2 separate regions of the Homo sapiens genome follow, and region 1 is linked to region 2. A link is a contact called in ENCODE Hi-C data. All regions are on one chromosome and are shown on one strand. The core of a region is the stretch at or near the end of the contact, and the rest is flanking DNA. Distances in the headings are between cores, read along the strand shown. Region 1 overlaps CRADD (CARD and death domain containing adaptor protein). Region 2 overlaps LOC105369912 (a long non-coding RNA gene).

What was found. A loop is a pair of places that touch in the nucleus more often than their neighbours do. Pooled maps may share reads with other maps.
Region 1: a map of heart left ventricle shows a loop between it and region 2 (2.8-fold over the local background). The contact joins two enhancer-like sites. A Hi-C loop is called at or near these places in 5 of 168 maps with a recorded cell type or tissue (ascending aorta, dorsolateral prefrontal cortex, heart left ventricle and 1 more), 6 of 37 single-sample maps with no recorded cell type and 14 of 50 pooled maps.

What each region holds. Positions count from the first base shown.
Region 1 is chr12:93,738,747-93,745,486 of GRCh38, reverse strand. The region is part of intron 2 of CRADD (CARD and death domain containing adaptor protein); the gene reads right to left. Among named protein-coding and RNA genes, the nearest start is that of CRADD-AS1, 4.3 kb to the right of the region's middle. RefSeq lists silencers at 2,880-2,969, 3,000-3,169 and enhancers at 2,256-3,212, 3,213-4,169. Within about 2 kb of position 3,131, at least 32 of the 41 ENCODE cell types and tissues checked have a DNase peak (open chromatin) inside an H3K27ac peak, as active enhancers do; they include ascending aorta, where a contact is called at or near this core.
Region 2 is chr12:93,970,944-93,977,708 of GRCh38, reverse strand. The region is part of intron 2 of LOC105369912 (a long non-coding RNA gene); the gene reads left to right. Among named protein-coding and RNA genes, the nearest start is that of PLXNC1, 170 kb to the left of the region's middle. Within about 2 kb of position 4,913, at least 2 of the 41 ENCODE cell types and tissues checked have a DNase peak (open chromatin) inside an H3K27ac peak, as active enhancers do; they include ascending aorta, where a contact is called at or near this core.

The sequences.
Region 1 (6,740 bases), core at 1,882-4,381, 230 kb after region 2:
ATCCCCATTTCTCTCCCTGGGCCTCCTCCTTGCTAGAGTTACTGGAAGACATTGGAGTTACTAAAAGGAAGTGGGGAAGTCCAAAAGAGTATTCATAAAACTCCCCTAAAAGCCAAACATTTTCTGTTCCTTGCATCTGTTGATCATCCATTTATTTTTTTTCCAGTAATTTCAAAGCACTAGAATTTGCCCATATGTAATTCATACTTCTGAATAGTTGTCCAGTTAAAATTAATGAATGAGAAAAATTAGAATTTAAGTAGAAAACAGTAATCGAGATCCATAAACAGTAAATTTGGACGTATAAGCAAGTGTGCCCTCCCGTCACCACAAGCTTTAAGAATTATGCAGCTCTATAAGAAGTGAAGAGGGGGTTTACATGTGCCCAACTTGGAAGCTGCAAATTCAAGTACATTTTAGATATGAGTAAGTGGCAGCTAGGTCAGGGAACCCAGTTTCTTATTCAAAATTGGAATCTAATAGAATTATATTTGAATATACCAAAAACTTTCCATGGTTAAAATCAGAGTGCAGAGGAAAACCATTCTTTTTAAAATGCAATTATTATTTTTATTTTATATAGTGGTGGTACTAGAAACTGATCTATTGTGATACCAAAACAAAACAAGAAAATCAAGGAAGATTTTGCAAGGTAGAAAAACTTTGGGTTTTAAAAGCAACAACTACTTATGGTGAATGTTTATTGTTTTTATTAAACCTCTAGAATTATGTATAAGTAATATTTGATGTTACTTGGATTTATTTTAATTTTACCTTGCAAAATTTTCAAAATTAAGATGCTTAAAATCTCTTTTAAATGGCTGCTTATGAGGTTACCATCACAACAAAGTGGTACCCAGAGGGGTATGGTAAGCAGAATGTCAAAGATCTCTCCCGAGAAGTCCCATTACCCAGTTATTCAATCATGCACTTAACTAGGTACTGCTATGAAGGGACACTGCAAGTGTGATTAAGGTTACTAATAAGTTGACTAGCGAGATTAGCCTGGATTATCCAGTTGGGCCACTGTAATCACATGCCCTTTAAAAGTAGAAGAGAAACACATTAGGGGAAGGCAGGGAAATCTAAAGCAAATTCTGCACACTGTGGCTGCCTTTGAAGATGTAGATGGGCAACCTCTAGAAGACCCTTGGTAACAGCCAGCAGTTAGTGCTCTCCAAGAAAGGCAACTGGGCCCCCAGTACAACTACCACATGGAACTAAATTCTGCCAGTGAGCCTGGAAGTGGATTCTCCCCTGGAAGGCCTACAGGTACAAGTCCAGGCCTGCTGCTCCCTTTACTTCAGCCTTGTGAAGGCCCTGGGCACAGAAGCCAGGAGAGCCATCCTGTGCCAAGCTTCTGACCCACAGAAATGATGAGAAAATAAATGGATATGGTAAGCCACTACATTTGTGGTAATCTGTTATGCCCGTAATAGAAAACGAATACAAGGGGTAAAGCAAAAAAGAACCAAAAATGAGCACATAAGAGTCTGTTAAACTCATTTATCTTTATTTAGTGATTTCAGCTAAAGCACAATAAATTACATAGAAACTAAAAATAAAATAGAAAACAAAACTACCATAACAGAGAACAGGATATAAGTGTGAAATAATCAAAGGAATTTTTAAAATAAAAAAAAATGTTGCTAACATAACATTTTATTGCATAATTTCAAGCACTACCTTGAAATTGGAAATTTTGCCATTGTTTCTAAACAATTCAAAAGAAGATGCATAAAGCAAGGATCTGGAGCCCAATATGTGATCATAGTTGCCCTGAATATAAGAAGAGAACACTCATCACGGTCTTCAAGCATGCACCACCCTCACTAAAATATATGAGTAAGAATAATTTTAGGCTTTTATTATTGAAGGGACAGTAAGAATAATTACACAGGGAATTCAGCTTACTATAAGGAATAATGTTCTATTCGAGACCAGCCTGGGCAACATGGCGAAACCAAATCTTTACTAAAAAATACAAAACTTAACCAGACGGTGACGAGGGCCTGTGGTCCCAGGTGCTGGGGAGGCTGAAGTGGGAGGATCGCTTAAGCCTAGGAGGTGGTGGTTGCAGTGAACTGAGTTGGACCCACTGCACTCCGGCCTGGATGACAGAGCAAGACCCTGTCTCAAACAAACAAACAAAAAGAAATAGCATCCTAGTAATTACGGCTCTCCAGCAATGGTATAGACTGCTTCGAAAAGCAGAAATGTTATAAAAAGATCCCTAGAATCCCATAGAAAAATTGGCCTAAAAAACCTCTATATTGTAACTCCAAAATTCTGATTCCATTAACTTAGTAACACAGGGAATACTGGCATTATCGGAGTACTAGTTAAGTTACTATTACTCTATACGCCACATTAATTCATTAAATTTAATATTAGGTATGCAGGACAATTGTCATAGCAACATAAATTATTAGCATTACAAGTTCCTAAACAGAAATATGCATAATACTAAAACGAAACTATTTTAAAGGGCAGACATTTATTTTTAATTCTGCAGGATTTCTTTTCAAAAGTGAACTTTGGTGTAGCCTCTGGTCTGGGGCGGAAGATGAGAATGGGAGGGCAGCCTGACCCCCCTCCTGATAAGGAAGGACCCAGCGCATAACCTGTTCAGGATCTGGAGCCGCACAAACACCTGACTCGCCCCTTCAAAACAAGATCCGCGGAATGGCTCGGGACACAACAAGAAATTGCCGGCAACCTGTGACGGCTCATTTTTACCGACAGTGGGAGGCGGGCAGTCGGAAGGAATGCCCATTTCTCCGGTGTTCCTTCCCAGAAGCAAAAGAACGTGTTTGTTTATGCAAGATTTACGTTTCACTCAGGTTTGGGTTGGGTTTGTTTCCTGGAGATGGAGCTGAGTTTCCCTGGTTTTGCTGGAGTGAGGACAAGCTGATCGCTCCGTATTTACCTTTCACTTGAGCCAAATTGGACAAATGCAAATAAACAGGTCTTGCAGGCGCCCCCCGGCAGTCGGCGCCGCCTCCCCGCGCTGGGCTGGGCAGCCGGGGCCCGCAGAGGCAGCCGGCGCCCTAGGGCGGCTGGGGCCGCGCGCCTCCCTGCCCCGCTGCGCGGCCCGCGGGTGCCCGGCCAAGCGCTGGCTTATCTGCAGCTCCCACAGCGCCCCCGCACTCACCAGTTCCTAGAGCAGGGATTCCGAGAAAAAAGAAAGAGCCGGGTTCCCTAGAAACATTAAATTAACACAAGGGATCTGGAAACAAAACAGCAGATGCCTCAAAGCCTTCTCCTTGACGGCTTCCTGCCTTCTTGGAAAATCTTTGCATTAAAATAGATTGAATTACCCTGCTCTGCCAGATGCTGCTCGGGAACTTCATTTTGGGCTAACATGAAAGGAGAGTTTGACATCTTTTAAAGGATTTTTCTTTTCGAGGTGGTTTGAGGGGCGCCTTTGGGTTGCTGACATTAGCAAGGACCCAAGGCTGAGCTTTTTGCATTACAGTCGAGAACTTTCCATAACAATGGCTAGCAAATCAGATAACAAAGATCATGGCGTGTAGAGGAGACGCGGTGGAGCATAGAATGAGCACTAAGGGTTCAGAAGCCGAGGTTGCTGTCTCTGGGAAGAGCCTAGAAAGAGCACAGGCCAGCCGCCTCCTTTTACAGGGGAGAAAATGTCTTTTATTTCTAAGCCTACTTATTTTGACCATAGCTATGAGAACTATCTAATGGCATTTCCAGAGAGTCACAAACAAGCAGAAAGGCTTGTGAGTAGTATTTTATCAGCCTCTTTGTTCTAAAGCCCATCGTCTAACCTCCACCGACCCCTATCTACAAATTAATCAGACCATATAATTTGTAAATTCAAACCCAGATTAATAACCACACACCTTGAACAGTGGGTCTTCAGCACAGAGTGTATTCCACTTTCCTGTCATGTTAACTTTCATATTTAAAGAATTTTGGTAGCTGAGAACAAGATCCAAAGCTTCCTATGAGGTATCAGGATTTTACAGAGTAAATTGTTTTTACTGGAGTAGGATCTTCTTTGACATTTTAACTTTTTTTCATGATAACCTTTAGGAAAGGACGCTATAATCCTTAGTCGCTAATTTATATGTGTCATGCTTTCTAGTAAACTGGAAAATAACCTACATTCTTAAAAGGATTCTATGCTTATCCCAAATTTAGGAGCACAAGATGGGGGAGAAGTATATTACAACAAGATACTCTAAACACAAATAAAATTAAATATCCTTGCCTAAGCATGAAAGCAATAAAACTCATCTTAAAGCAATGCAGTCAGACAAAATCATTGCATCTGTAATAAGGGTAAGTACACAACTCCGGGAGTTAGCAGCCCTAAATATTTCTGTTCTAATGACACACAAGAGATACACAAAATCTATCATTCCTCCCTGATGTACGAAAAAATAAAGGGCAATTTCATAACACCTTTGGTGCTTTCTAACTTAATAGCTGGCCTTCAGGAAAAGCAAGTATAATTTTTGAGTGTTTATAAGAAAGCAAAGGAAAATGTTGCAAAAAATTACTTGGCTCAAAGGCCACAGAGAAAGCCGGAATCTGCAGGACTCACCAAGCTACACAGCTGTTTTAAAACCGAAAGTCAAACAGCTTTTAAAAGGTATTAAGTATTTTCTACAACAAAATCATCAAATATACATACTTCTTTTTATCCTGCAAATAGACATTTTATTTCTATTAGAAAAAAACTATAGTTACACAAACAATAACTAGACTGCTGTAATAAATATAACTAGCCACATAATACTAGTCAACGCTGGCTTTTTAAAAGATTACCAGAGAATTTCAAAATGATTCTGAATGATCAAGTGTGACTCGTATATTTTTTAGGTAGGCATTGATGTTAAGAATATGGCTTTCACAGAAATAGAATCCAATTTATCTTATTTCCATATATTAATCATGGCAACAAATAAAAATGATGACAAAAATCACTAAGATAGTTTCTTTAAATTTTTTTAAATTAAAAACCAAAACCTTAGGTAAATCTGACAATCCTCCCCCAAAATTGGTTTTCGAAAAAAAGTCTTCAGGTCATAGAAAAAATGTAGATGGCTTATAACCCTTAGAATTCCTTTTAGTTAATGAGAATCTCATTTTTGGAATTTCTTCAAACTTAACTGAAATGTTAATGAAAAAGAGAAATATTTAGATGTTGAGAAAAAAAGTTGTTCTAATTATTCTGCTTCACTATCTCATTTCAGCTCATCAAAGTTAAATAGCTAATAAACAACTGGTCTGTTTTGGCAGATTTTTTTTCTATTTTAAAATTCATTACTAAACAGATGAGGTTACTGCTAGTTAAAATTCTGAATCCAAATGCCATACATGCTGTTGTAAAAACTGTGCAGTTTTAAATATATTTTTACTTCTATATATTTTTGAATCTTTAGCCAAACTCCTCCAATAAAGTTTTAGTTTATGATGTTTTCTAAAATAAAAACATTTGTATTTTATGCTATAAAAATCAATAAATGTCTTCTAAAGTTAGGTGCTCCAAAATAAATGATTCAAAAGTTTTAATGAAAGCCCTCTTATAATTAAAGAAGGTGATTGGTAATGAGGAGGAAAATGGGAGGCATATTTACAATAAATCAAAAGCAGAATTGTGATTAATGGGCTCCACAATGATTATTAATGTTCTCCCTATAAAATATTGATGTTTGCATTAATTTAAAAGTACAGACTGGGTTTTTTGCTTTGTTAAATGAAAAATAATTTTTTTCCTATTTTAAAATGAGAATGACTATTTTAAAAACAGAAGACTATGTCCAAGATCTTTCCCTTTCCCCATTTCAAAATTATGAGTTTTCTTTTTGTCTTTCTGAATTCTTGAAATCCAGTGACATTGTCATAGCTCTGAGAACCAAAATAATAGAAACCACTAACTGTAGGAGACAGCCTTGATGCTTTTGATTATATTTTCCTAGAAAGATTTTTATGATATTTAATCTTAATAGCTTTTTTTTTTTAGGAACTCCTCTAATGCCAATAAATGAGAATCTAAATCTCAGGAGTTTAGGCAAATTTAGCCCATCAGCATAGCCTAAAAACAGGATAATTTAATAAAACCTAAATAATACATTAGTTTTTAAATAATATGTTATATACTTTAGATATATATATATATATCCTGTTAAGATTAGTGGGTACCAACCTCATATCTGTATTGGAAATAAGCAGGGTGCAGATTTTTAAAAGGAAAAGAGGCTACACTACTACTCAAAGTCTCCTCAACATTTGGATGCAGGAGAGAAATGGAAAGAAAGTCGAGTTCATCAGGGCTGGTGCCCATCCCATGGCACTACACTTCCTCCTATCCCCTGACCACTGCCAAGTTTGGTCAGGATAGGTGGCTTCGTGTCTCTACATAGTCAGATACCTGTGTATTTTGCTGGGAGAAGGGGAAAAAAAATAAACAAATAAAAATAAAACTCTCTATTCCCAAACTCCCTGCATCCTTTCAAAGTCACATTTTATTAATGGAAATTAAAATGATGAAGAAAGAAACCATTAGTAACCTAAATGATAAGTTTCCCCTTAAAGACACATTTTAACACCAACAAGAGGACTTTCTTCTTTCACTTTCTTCCTTCCTTCCTTTCCTCGTTTCTCTCTCTCCCTCTCTTTCCTTCTTTCTTTCTCCTTCCCTCTCTCTCTTCTCTTTTTCTTTCTAGTCAGAGTTTGTGACTTACTAATTATTTTTATTCTGTTTGAAT
Region 2 (6,765 bases), core at 3,664-6,163:
GAGCACTTGCTGTCTACAGCTTGACTAGTTGGACAAGGCCATGTCTTTTGGAGCAGGAAATGAGTGAGTTTGCCACTGCACTATCAAGAATTTTTTTCTTAGTAAATATTGATTGATTGCTAACATGAAATAGTCAATCTGTAATGGCAGGATTAAGAATTCAGCAACATAGCCTAGTATAATAATTATTTGAGAAGCCAACATATCCCTACATCCTCCTCAATTATGTATATAAGATTAGCCTTGGCAGCCCTGTATCCAGGTACGTGTATCAGAGTGCTTTTAACATCCCCAGAACAGTGGGAGAGACTCAGCTCTGTTCACCAAATCACCATTCAGCTTAACATTCACTGAGCACCAGCTTGGTGTCAGGCACTGTGCTAAGTGCTTTACACAAATCATCCCACGTGACCCTCACAATCACTGCATGAGATAGTGAGTGTTATTGTCCCTGCTTTATAGATGAAGAAACAAAAGTTCAGAGGAGTTAAATAACTTGCCCAAGGTCACTAACTACCTTGAGTACTCAAAGCAGTTAGTGACCTTAGTTACTCATAGTAATTGAATATGATTAGTTACAGTAGTTGAAGGCAAGAACCAAATCCGGGCTGTCTGATGCTAGAAACTGAGTCTTACCTAAGGCACCAGACAGCTCCTTACAGTAGGCACACAGACTTCTCCCTCCTGTGGCCTGGAGTCCGGGAAGAGAAACGGGTTGGCAAATAGGTCGTCTGAATACCTCCAGATAGTGTAAGAGTAGGCACAAGATGGGCCAAGGGAAGGCTTGGCCAAGGTAGGCCAAGGGATAGTATAAGGGTAAGCACACAGCAGGGCCAAGGGAAGCCTCCTGAGAAGAACTGGTATCTATATGGAGTTTCCCAAAATGACCCAAGTAAGCCAGAAGAAGCAAGGTGTTCTCCAAGCAAAGGAAACAGCAGAAGCCAAGAAGCAACTGATAAGAGGGGAGAACATGGCTTGTTTATATCAATGCAAGCAGTTTAGCATGACTGCAGGACAGAGGGTAGGGAGAGGAGTAAGGCTGGGGCGGTAGACAGGGGTCATAGTAAAAATGGCCTCATATGCTCATGTAAGACATTTGGGCTTTGTGTGAGAGTAGTGGTGGCCACTGAAGGACTTTAAGCAGAAAAATGATATGATCGATTTCTGCATTAGAAAGATCATTAAGTTTGCTGTGTAGAAAAATGGATGTAGCAGCCACCTTCTTCCTTCCTAACAGAACTCCCAGCTTGTTTAGAAATCCCCCTCTTCTGGGTGGCCAAATGCATTAGGGGGGTTTCCTTGAGGGCTTCTAGAAAGGTTTCCTCCTGTATAAGTGAAGCACACAAGAAGAGATGGACTTTTCTACCTCTGGACTTTGTAGAGACCGGATATGACACCAGGAATGGATGTGGTTATCAATCTACCAGCCTGATGAAGTTACCACATGGGTGAGTTTAAGGTTAAGAGGTGCAGAAAGAAGTAGGGCCAGAGCCTTGGTGGGCTGTTCTGGAGCCTGCCCCTACGAGGAACCTGTGGTTATGTGCAACAGCAAGCCAATTTTAGTCACAGTTTTCTCATAGCCAACAGCATCCTGACTGACATTTCAGTCAGGCCAGAGGCAGGGGGACTGGTGAGGCAGCCATTGTGGTAATCCAAGCAAATAGGATGGTGAATTGGCCTCAGGCAGTGGCCATGGGAATGAAGAGGAGTAGGCAGATCCAGGAGACAGGGGAAGGCTCCATAAAACATGGTGCTTGATAAGGACGTGGGATGATGAGACAGGGTGGAGTTTAGGAATTCCCTCAATCACATTTTCCTCTTGACTTCCATGATGAATTCAGATGTATTCTTGTAATACAGAGCCTTTTTTCAATGTCAGTTTAGACTCAAGAAGCTCTGCTGCTCCCTCCAAGAAGTCTCCAACTGAGACTGCAATGCCACAGGGACAAACCTCCCAGGGGAGAGTGGTAAAAAGAAAGATGCCAGCAGCAGGCTCTCCCTTTGTTTCCATCCAGTTCCTTTTCTTTTCTGTGTTTTTGAGCAGTCGTCGCAGTTTAATTCTGAATTTATCTTATTAGCCCATTCTGGGCTGAAAAGATATCCTCCCACCTACTGACCTCTTTGGAGACTATCTCATGAGTCCAATCCTGAAGAAAGCACCATATCCCAAGGCCTAAAAACCAATAGCTCCGGTTTTCAATCCAGGGCTAGGTCCTGTCTAGGTCCAGGCAGAACACCAGGGCTGGAATTTCTTTCACAGTCTTTGCTGTTTCTTTCACGCAACACTATCTTCAGTGGAGTCTGTGTCTTTCATTTCCCAGGTCGGGGCTCTCTTTTGTCATTGCTGCCATAGGAAAGCCTTAAGGGAAGGCTCGCTGCTACCACATAAAAGCGCACCATTGTCTTGCGGCTGGAGACATCCCACCTGCCTTTACAGATCCACTCTCCACCTTTCTCTCCCTGTGTAGGATGCATGAGGCTAACGCATGAGGTATCAATAGGCTCATTTCCCTGCAGCTTCCAGTTGGGCTGGGCCAATTGCAAGCAGGAGATCAGAGAGAGACAGTACATGGAAGCAAGGGTCTTGATTCCTTTAGCAACTCCATTTGGGGATTCTGCAGATGGGCTGCATTCCTTATACAAAGATCCTAGCGCCTTTAAGGCAAGCTTCTACCCACAGCCCTCTTAATCTTGGGATTTCAGTAACTGCTCTCTCCCCTTGCTCCTTCAGGCCTAGGGTGGAGAGCTGTACCTAGCTATTCATGAACAACTACACTCTCCCTTGTGGCTTCTCTATACCCTGCCCATAACTTTGAAAACAATTCCTTTATTTAACTGTACTCAAAGTATCCCGATTTGAGTATACCATCTCTTTCCTGCAAGATCCTGGCTACTCCCAGCCAGTCCAAGGGCTTTGGAAGTCATCAGTCATCTTATCTTTTTCCATTGACCTTTCACATCTCATCCAATGTTTTTCATTGTGATTGTTTAGGGAATTTGAAAAGACAAGACTAAATATGTAAGGAGCATGATGAAAATCTGACCCCAAGAAGGAGCATGGGAAGGAAGCTTGATTGGAAGCATTCTAGACTGCTAGGCAATCTAGAAGAGATTTGGCAAGGCTGCTGGGGAGTTCTCATGCCAACATCAGCCATCAGAGGAGTCTTTTGTTTCCCAGGAATGGGCCCGCTTTAGTATTCCTGCTATGCTCAGTCACTGGGAGCAACCCACTGGAAGTGTGGCCTCGGTGCAAATATAACAATAGATTTCAGAGCACAGCTACTTCCCTGTGGTTGGAAGTCTGTGAGACACATTCTCACGGCTACTATATTCATGCCATAAACATTTTTAGCACCACTCCTACCTCCTATCACTAACACTCTATTTTTACCTTGCTGTAGCTATTTCTTCCTCAAAGAGGGTTGTATTAAAGTTCCAAATGTGATTTCTCAGTTACAGGGTGATATCAGGATACCCCACTGTGGGAAGGTTGGCCGGCCGTCTCCCAAATGGCCTGACAGTGTATCATTTATTACCTTACAAATTTACAATCATCAGTAGTTGGATAATTAGACTGGTGAGCTCAGACCTGACTTTGTCAACACATCATGCCATGCGTCTCTCAGGGCAGGCTCATGCTAATTACATTCAAAAGGCTGATATAAAACATCAGAATGCCAAGTTATTCACTTCTCGTAAGAAACCATCTTTAGAAGGACAAGAATATCCGAAGTTTCTAGGATCAATACATTCTTTCCCTGTAGGAGCTAAACAGTAATCAGGAGATTACTTGTTGAGTGTGACATCAGATCAAAGAGAATTGGATAAGCCAAAGGTATGCAGTAGCAAAGTAAGCTACTCAGTACATCTTTCATGTCACACAGAGATAGTCTTACAGACAGAATGTGAAGGCACAAACACAAGAGCTATTATACCCCTCTAGATACATTTACCCACTAGGAGTGGCATTGCACCCCCAAAATCCATTGGCTAAGGCTTCTTTTCCATTGGGAAGTGTTTGAATGAGCACCACCAATATTTGTCTCTGTGTCTGTCTTTTTTCTCTGTTTCCACAGTTGCCCATCCCAACCACTGCCTCCCCTTGCACCACCATCCTCCCACTCCCAGCTAGTCCAAGGGCTTTGGAAGTCATCCTGTCTTTTTCCGTTGATCTTTCACATTTAGTCCAATACTACAGTTATTACAGTTAAGCACTTAAAAAGTCAGTCCTGTTTCCCCCATTTCCAAATTTTGGAGGCCCTTAAACACGAACAATAGTCAAATACTATCAACAAAGTTCAGTTTTCTTTTCAGGGCCTTGAGCTGAAAAAAGGAGCCTCACGATATATTCCTGGGTTCACTTGGTTTTCATCCCTGGTAAAACATACCCTTCAACTGTGTTTCCTTTCACCACAAATGGAGTCTGAATGGTTGCTTTTGCCAGGGCCATGGTGAGAAGAGCAGAAGAGCCATCTGCAAACCCTAGCCCTCTCCAATTGGCTGCCTGTTGGAAGGGGAAGTGTAGTTGACCACCTCTAGCTATACACAAAGCCAAGTAATTCTGCAGGCAAACTTCTGTCTCCATGGAGCCTGCCCAGCCACCCTCGCAAGTAGAGAAATTCCTTCTTTCAGTTTGGAAAATGGTCCCAGCTATGATGCCAAACTCTCCTGAGTCATATGTAAATGTAGAAACACATACTCTGTGGTCTTCCTCTGGTCAGACTGTCCTCCTTGGCCTTAGCTTACATTGCTCTGGTAATGTCCTTAATACACTTCACCAGACTACTAGGCAACCAATTGGTTAATACCGTGCAACGAATTCTCCCATTCCACTTTGTGAGAAGGCAGCAAATGAGCCTTGCCGCCATGTCCCAGCATGGTATTTACATGCTTATTACAAGTCCACATGGCCAGTTGGAGGGGCATTTCCCAGCCCCTTGTCTTTGCCTTCTCAGACTAAGAACCAGAGAAGCCGCAAGACTCATTTGTTTTTGGTCAAATGTGGGTAGGGCACGGATTAAATCCTGAGAGTCAGGAAACCCAATTTTCAGGCTGATTTTGTCCTGGACAAACTCAGTAGCTCTCAACAAAACACTTAATCCTTCTGGAATGCAGTTGCCTCCTCCTTTTAAAATAGTAATGTACCATTTGGCCTCACTCACCTCTAGGAACGCTTAAGAGGTAAAAATGTGATAATGGATGTGAAAGTGCCACAAGAGATGTAGAAGATATATAAGGAGCTCTGCCAACCAAAGGACTGCATTTGATACAGTACTTTTTCAAACAAAACAAAAACGTCTCTGCAAGCTGGGGGAATACTTGTGTTTAACCCAAGAAGGAGCCTTCAGCAGATCTCAGCAAATCAAAATAGAATATTCCCATTGAAGAACTCCCTGGGTTTCCTCTGGCCTCACATAACACAGCAATATGCCGGGGCTCTGCGACTTCATTTATTTGGCTCACCCATGCCTCTAGCATCTCCTAAGATGCTTAGAACTTAACTGAGAATACTTTAAGTCACAATCAAAAAGGGTAAGGAGAGGTATATTAGTTAAAACTTTTTTTTTTTTCAGAGACAGGGTCTCACCATGTTTCCCAGGCTGGTTTCGAACTCCTGAACTCAAGTGATCCACCCACCAATGCCTCCCAAAGTGCTGGGATTACAGGTGTGAACCACAGCACCCAGCCAGTTAGAACTTTTTTTGATTTCTATGCATGGAAACCCATCTTTAAATAATTTAGTCAGGCAATGGGAATTTATTGGAGGTGGATTCTCATAACTGCGGGAAGATGTGAAGTGCAGCTGGACTATGAGGACAACTGAATTGGGAACTTACATTCTCTGCCAGTAGAATTTCTCCCCATCTCTCATCTGCCACTCCATGCTTCATTCTCTTAAAATGATCTCTTTAACAGGTAGGTCACATGGTCACATTTAGATTCCAGGCCTCAGAGCCCACATCTTCACCTCCAAAATGAAACCAGCTCTCTTTTCTTAGTTCCAGTTTGAAAAGTTCTGGGGAACAATCGTGGTTAATTTGGTTTGTCTCAGATGGCCACTCCAGGACCAATGAACCATGCCCAAAGGAGCAAATTACTGCAACTGGTCAAATTAAGCCAGGTTCCACCCCTGATCCAATGGCTGGAAGTAGATTAGGAGCTAGGGTCAATAGTCCAGACATGGCCACAAGGGACAACTCTGTGATTTACAGTCCTTCTGTAACTATAATAGGTTCATTGCCTGATGCACAGTGAGTCAGCATACTGAGACACTGGGGGTTGCAGCAGAGAAAGAGTTTAATAATCATAGGACAGCTAAAGGAGAAGATGAGAAAAAACCTCAAATCCATCTCCGCAAGAGGTTTGGGGATACTGTTTCTAAGGAGTCTGTACAGGTGATGGACTAACGTGTAGGGATTGTTGATCTGTTGAGAAGTGAAGGGTGAAGTCACGGGACAGGCAGCGTATTGAAGAAACCGCATTCCTATGCTGAATTGGTTCCTTGGTGAGGGTCTTTACATTTGTTGGCGTCAGCCATTCTGCTGGATTTGAAAAACGCCCTAAGCAATTCATGGGTAAAATGGTCTATTGTCAGAGATTCTATCTATAGGAATAATGGGTTCCAGATGGGTGCAGGTAGTCAGTGTGCTATTATATGACTCTTAGTTAGCAACTGCAAGGGAGTGGTCAAAATGTGCCCTGGTCAATGCCTAAAGATAATTCTGCCTAAAACCTGACTTGTAATTCTCGTTAATCCCGTGATGG